Linked DNA regions of Homo sapiens: region 1 is linked to region 2. Evidence: read pairs that join two places in POLR2A ChIA-PET (ENCODE). Cell type or tissue: OCI-LY7. All regions are shown on one strand.

Region 1 (2,500 bases), 72 kb before region 2:
CACCTTGGAGTGGGCTAAGTGCCGAGAGCAAAGGAATTTGGGAAGCTAGTGGAGCACTCAGTTGGGCACTCAACTCAACCTGGGTTTAGGGAAGACTCCCCTGAGGAGGTGATATTTGAGCTAAGTCCCCATGTCTCTGCAGGAATTTAAATTTAACCAACTGTGTGGGTTCCACTGTGCATGCTGGTGGTGTCGATGTGACACGTTGTGTTCTGACTTTTCCATTTATAGAGTGTTTCAGGTGCACTGATGCATGCCTTGAGAGCTGACTGCCAAAATAGGGGCCCCAGACAGCTGCCTTCCCAGGGGAGGGGTATCCAGAAACTTCCATTCTTGCTGTGCACATTTCCCCAGCTGACCTATAGCTGTCTTGAAATTATAGCATTCAATATTCCTTCCTTGGCTCGGAAGACTTTACGGGCCTTCCAGTAGTTAATGTCAAAGTTAGGTGTCTCTGGGAGGGAATGCAGCAGAAGCCATCAACAGCTAATAGTTGCTCTAGAATTATTCTGAAAGCATGGTGTCCAGGCCAGGGGCCAGGAGTAGAGAGGGAGAGGGGTGGTAGGGGATTAGGAGGGGGAAGGCAGAGGGGTTCCCTCTCTTGCCACAAACAGATCTGCTCTGCTGTCTGTGCATTTACACTTCGCCTAGCTCCTCCACAAAGTTCTGCTATAAGGAGAAATGGGCCAATGTCTTTCCAATCCAAATGCCATCAGAAGCAAGCTCTACATGTGCCCGACTGCCTAAGAGGAGCATATGAGCGCACAGATGGCAGCAGTATATGAGGACATTACACCTGCTCTGCTCCTTGATACTTCATTGTCAAGCATCTAAATAAGTATCTAAATGGAGAACCAGCTAGGAAGTACAAATCCTGGTGTTCAGAAAAGCAGCGAGCCGCCCAGGCGTGGAGGGTGCAACGCTTTGGGGATGCCTACCCATGCGAGTCTAGCACGGCTTGCGGGTGGGGTGTTCCTTCTTGAATGATCTGTTCTCCATTTCCTCTGTGCACAGCTCTGGGGGCAGATTTCATTTCAGACTGCTTTAGAAGACAGGACAGCAGGAGAGGAAATCACTAGAGACAAAAGAAAATTAGAAGGATTTGGTAGAAGTCATATATAGGAAACTGAGAGCAAAATTTGGCTCTCGGAGACTAAAGTTAGTGGGAGGAGAGAACAGGGCCTGGCCAAGACTTATCATTTCACCATTTAAATAGAGATCAAGATGCTAAAGTTCCCAGGAGACATCTCTTTTGTGACTTGCCAAGAGCACGGAGAAATTCCATCAGGGAGCTTCTGAGATATGGATCCAGACTAGCAGACATTAACAGAATTACCAGGTGTCTAGGGGGATCCCAGACTTTTCAGCACACAGTGAGGGGGATGTAAACACTAAAGTTATATGGGAAGTCACGCTGGATGGATTGACGAAGGCAGCAAAGCCTAGCAGTCACACTGAAGCAGCTCCCTGCCGTCAACCAACCACATTTGCACCCTGATTAAAAACTGGAAACGTTAAGAGACTTGAAGATTTCTGCTCTCTGCACCTGCTTAACTCTTCCTCTTGCCCTTACTAAATTTTAGCTGCTTTCTTTTTGGCTAATTTCACAATGTTCAAAAGTCTATTGGAAAAAAAGAAACCCACAAAGCACCATAGATAAAAACTTTGAGATGGGGAAAAAGAAAAATACTGGTTTGATCTGCTCCCTTCCTCTCCCAGAACCCAGGAAAATGCCCAGTACACAAGAAGCAAGGAAGGGAAGGATAAAAAAAGGAGGGAGGGAATTAGTTCTGGATGAAATGTCAGAAAAATGGCCACCATGAAGGCCCCAGTCAACCAATCACTTCCTCTTCTTGGGTCTCCTGATGGAATGTTTTCATCTTTGGGAAAATCTTTCCACCTTTATCTCTTCTAGAACTGTAAAAATGACAGGATGAGCCAGGGCAGTGTCTCATGCCTATAATCCCAGCACTTTGGGAGGCTGAGGAAGAAGGATCACTTGAGGCCAGGAGTTCAAGACCAGCCTGGGCAACATAGATCTCTACAAAAAATTCTAAAAAGTAAATTAGCCAGGCAAGGTGGTACATGCCTGTAGTTCCAGTTATTCAGGAGGTTGAGGCTGGGGAATCACCTGAACCTAGAAATTTGAGGTTACATTAAGGTATGATTGAACCACTGTACTCTAGCCTGGGCAATACAGCAAGACTCTGTCTCTATAAAATAATAATAATAGTAAAAAACTGGAATTGGGATGGGAACAAGGCAACTTGGTGTGTTCCTGAAAACCTTGCCTGATGGAAAGGGCAGCTAATAACAGCCTATTGATAATTGATTAATGTGTTACATTTTGAAAGTACACAAAACATAACATTCAATATCAGGATTAAGATTTATTACATAAGTGAGACAAACCTTCTATTAAAAGTGGAAGGCTCTCAGATTGGATGAAAAATAACACCCAACCATACAATATATATTTCAAAAATGCACATTTTTCCCA
Region 2 (2,500 bases):
TTATAGCCACAGCCACCTCTCTCCCTCTTCCTTGAGCATTTTGTCATATGGTCATTGGTGATTAAATAAAATGTATTTTAATATTGACTTTCTCTGTTTCTTTCTACCTTTTTAAACATGGCTACTAGAAAAATGCACAATTAGATTTGTGGCTGGTGTTCTGTTTCATCTAAACAGGCTGGCCTCACAGAGGAGCTGGAGTGTGCAGTGCTGCTCTAGCAAGCCAGGCTTGACTCTTCCCACTCAGGGCACATCACTTCCATGAAGCTTACTCCTTGGGTTGTTTGGTTGACTTAGGAGAATGGAAGTGATTAGCAGAATCTTGTAAGCATTTTAAACATTAAATGAGCATTGTAAACAGCGGCATTCTTCAGGCAAATACAGTTTTGTTTTACCTCTTTAAATTCCATGGTATATTCGGACTTCAAAAAGTAGATGGTAGAGCACATGCTTTCTCAGCACCTTCAGGCTGCCTGGAGCCTCCCAATAGAGGTGTCTTCGAGGGAGTCCCAGCTCTGTCTCTGAAACCCCAAAGTTACTTGTTTGACACCAAGAGAAATAAGGAAACTTTTTAGGTCCTAAGTGGGGAGAGAAAGTGCTAGAAGAGAAAGATATTTTTCTTTACTAGTTCCAAACACATTTATTAATTGTTAGTTACCCAATTTTAAATTTACATCTTAAAAAAATTTTTTTTCAGATAATTACAGATTCACATGCATTTATAGGAAATAATACAAAGAAATTGTATATGCCATTCACCCAGTTTCCTACGATGGTAACATCTTGCCTAATTATAGTATACTGTCACAACCAGCAGTTGACATTAACAGAATCCATCTACTGTATTGAGATTTCATCAGTTTCACATGCAGTCCATTTCATGTGTCTGTGAGTGTTTACTTCTATTCAGGTTTATCAAATGTGTAGATTTGTATGGCCGCCACCACAGTCAAGATGCAGAACAACTCCACCACAAGGATTTCTCATGGTACCTTTTTATAGCCACAGCCACCTTTCTGTCTCTTCCTTACCCATGATAACCACTCATCTGATCTACATATCTGTACTTTTGTCATTTCAAGGATGCTGTATAAGTGTAATCATACTGTATGTGACCTTTTGAGATTGGCTTTTTTCACTTAGCATAATTCCCTTGAAATTAATCGGAGATGTTGTGTAACAATAGTGCCTTGTTTTTTTATTGCTGAATAGTATTCCATAGATGATGCACCACAGTTTGCTTAGCTATTCACCTGTTGAAGGACACTGTGTTTGCATGTTCTGGCAAGGCCCTGGCACAGCTGGAACTCAGGGAGGATTAAAAGAAGTATTTATTGTACTTTTACTTCTCTTTTTTTTTTTTTTTGTGACAGTCTCACTCTGTCACCCAGGCTGGAGTGCACTGGTGCGATCTTGGCTCACTGCAACCTCCAACTCCCAAGTTCAAGCGGTTCTCCTGCCTCAGCCTCCCAAGTAGCTGGGATTACAGGCACGTACCACCACACCCAGCTAATTTTTGTATTTTTATTAGAGATGGGTTTCACCATGTTGGCCAGGCTGGTCTCGAACTCCTGACCTCAGGTGATCTGCCCGCCTTGGCCTCCCAAAGTGTTGGGATTACAGGCGTGAGCCACCACACCTGGCCCTACTTTTAGCATCTATGTGTTCACTTGTAGTATATAGAAATACAATTGATTTTTGTGTGTTGGTCTTCTGTTGTGCAGTTTGCTGAACTCCTTAATTCTAAGAGTTTTTCATAGATTTCCTGGGAGGTCTATATAGTTATGTGATCTGCAAATAGGGACAGTTTTATGTCTTCTTTCTGATCTGTGTACATTTCTTTTTCTTGCCCAGTTGCACCAGCTAGAATTTCTAGTGTTTATGTTGACTAGGAGTGGTGAGAGCAAACATCCATACCTAGTCCCCAATCTTAGGGGGAAAGCTTTCTGTTTTTAATCATTAAATATGATGCTAAGTGTAGGTTTTATATGGGTCGTCTTTAAAAGAATGAGGAAGTTTTAACCTGTATTCCCAGAATGCTGAGAGTTTTTGTCGTAAATGGATGGATGTTAGATTTTATAAAATGTTTCTGTACCAGTTGATATGATCCCATGATGTTAATTTATATTAACCTGTTGATATGGTACGTTCCATTGATTTGCAATGTTAAGTCTCTCTTGGATGTCTGAGACAAATCCTGCGTGGGTAGGGTCTGTAATTCTTTTTGTGCACTGCTGGATTGAATTTGTCGATATTTTGTTGAGAGTATTTGCGCCTAAGTTCTTGAGAGGGGTCTGTCGTCTTCTTTTAAGACTGGTTTTTATATCAGAACCTTAATTAGGAAGGGTTCCCTCTTTTATTTTCAGGACGATATTGTGTAAAATTGGTATTGATTCTTTTCTCAATGTAGAATTCTGTAGTGAAACCATCTAGGCCAGGAGATTTTTTTTTTGGCGGGGGATGGGGGCGGGGGTGGGGGGGATGGGGGGCGGGCGGGCAT

Evidence for each region. ChIA-PET counts read pairs that join two places held together with the same protein. Peaks named below come from ENCODE experiments on the same cell type or tissue, not always from the same donor. Only the 100,000 strongest peaks of a DNase experiment are listed, where the experiment ranks them.
Region 1: POLR2A ChIA-PET joins it to region 2 with 8 read pairs; 5 of 35 experiments call an interaction of 5 or more read pairs at or near these places.

The regions. Positions count from the first base shown.
Region 1 is chr2:111,057,023-111,059,522 of GRCh38, forward strand. All of the region lies in intron 16 of ACOXL (acyl-CoA oxidase like), which reads left to right. Among named protein-coding and RNA genes, the nearest start is that of ACOXL-AS1, 57 kb to the right of the region's middle. RefSeq lists an enhancer at 273-472. In OCI-LY7, no CTCF peak of the experiment used is centred here; DNase peaks (open chromatin) are centred at 219, 949 and 1,489; H3K4me3 peaks cover 1,813 bases; H3K27ac peaks cover 2,171 bases.
Region 2 is chr2:111,128,759-111,131,258 of GRCh38, forward strand. All of the region lies in intron 2 of BCL2L11 (BCL2 like 11), which reads left to right. Among named protein-coding and RNA genes, the nearest start is that of BCL2L11, 9.1 kb to the left of the region's middle. In OCI-LY7, no CTCF peak of the experiment used is centred here; a DNase peak (open chromatin) is centred at 1,293.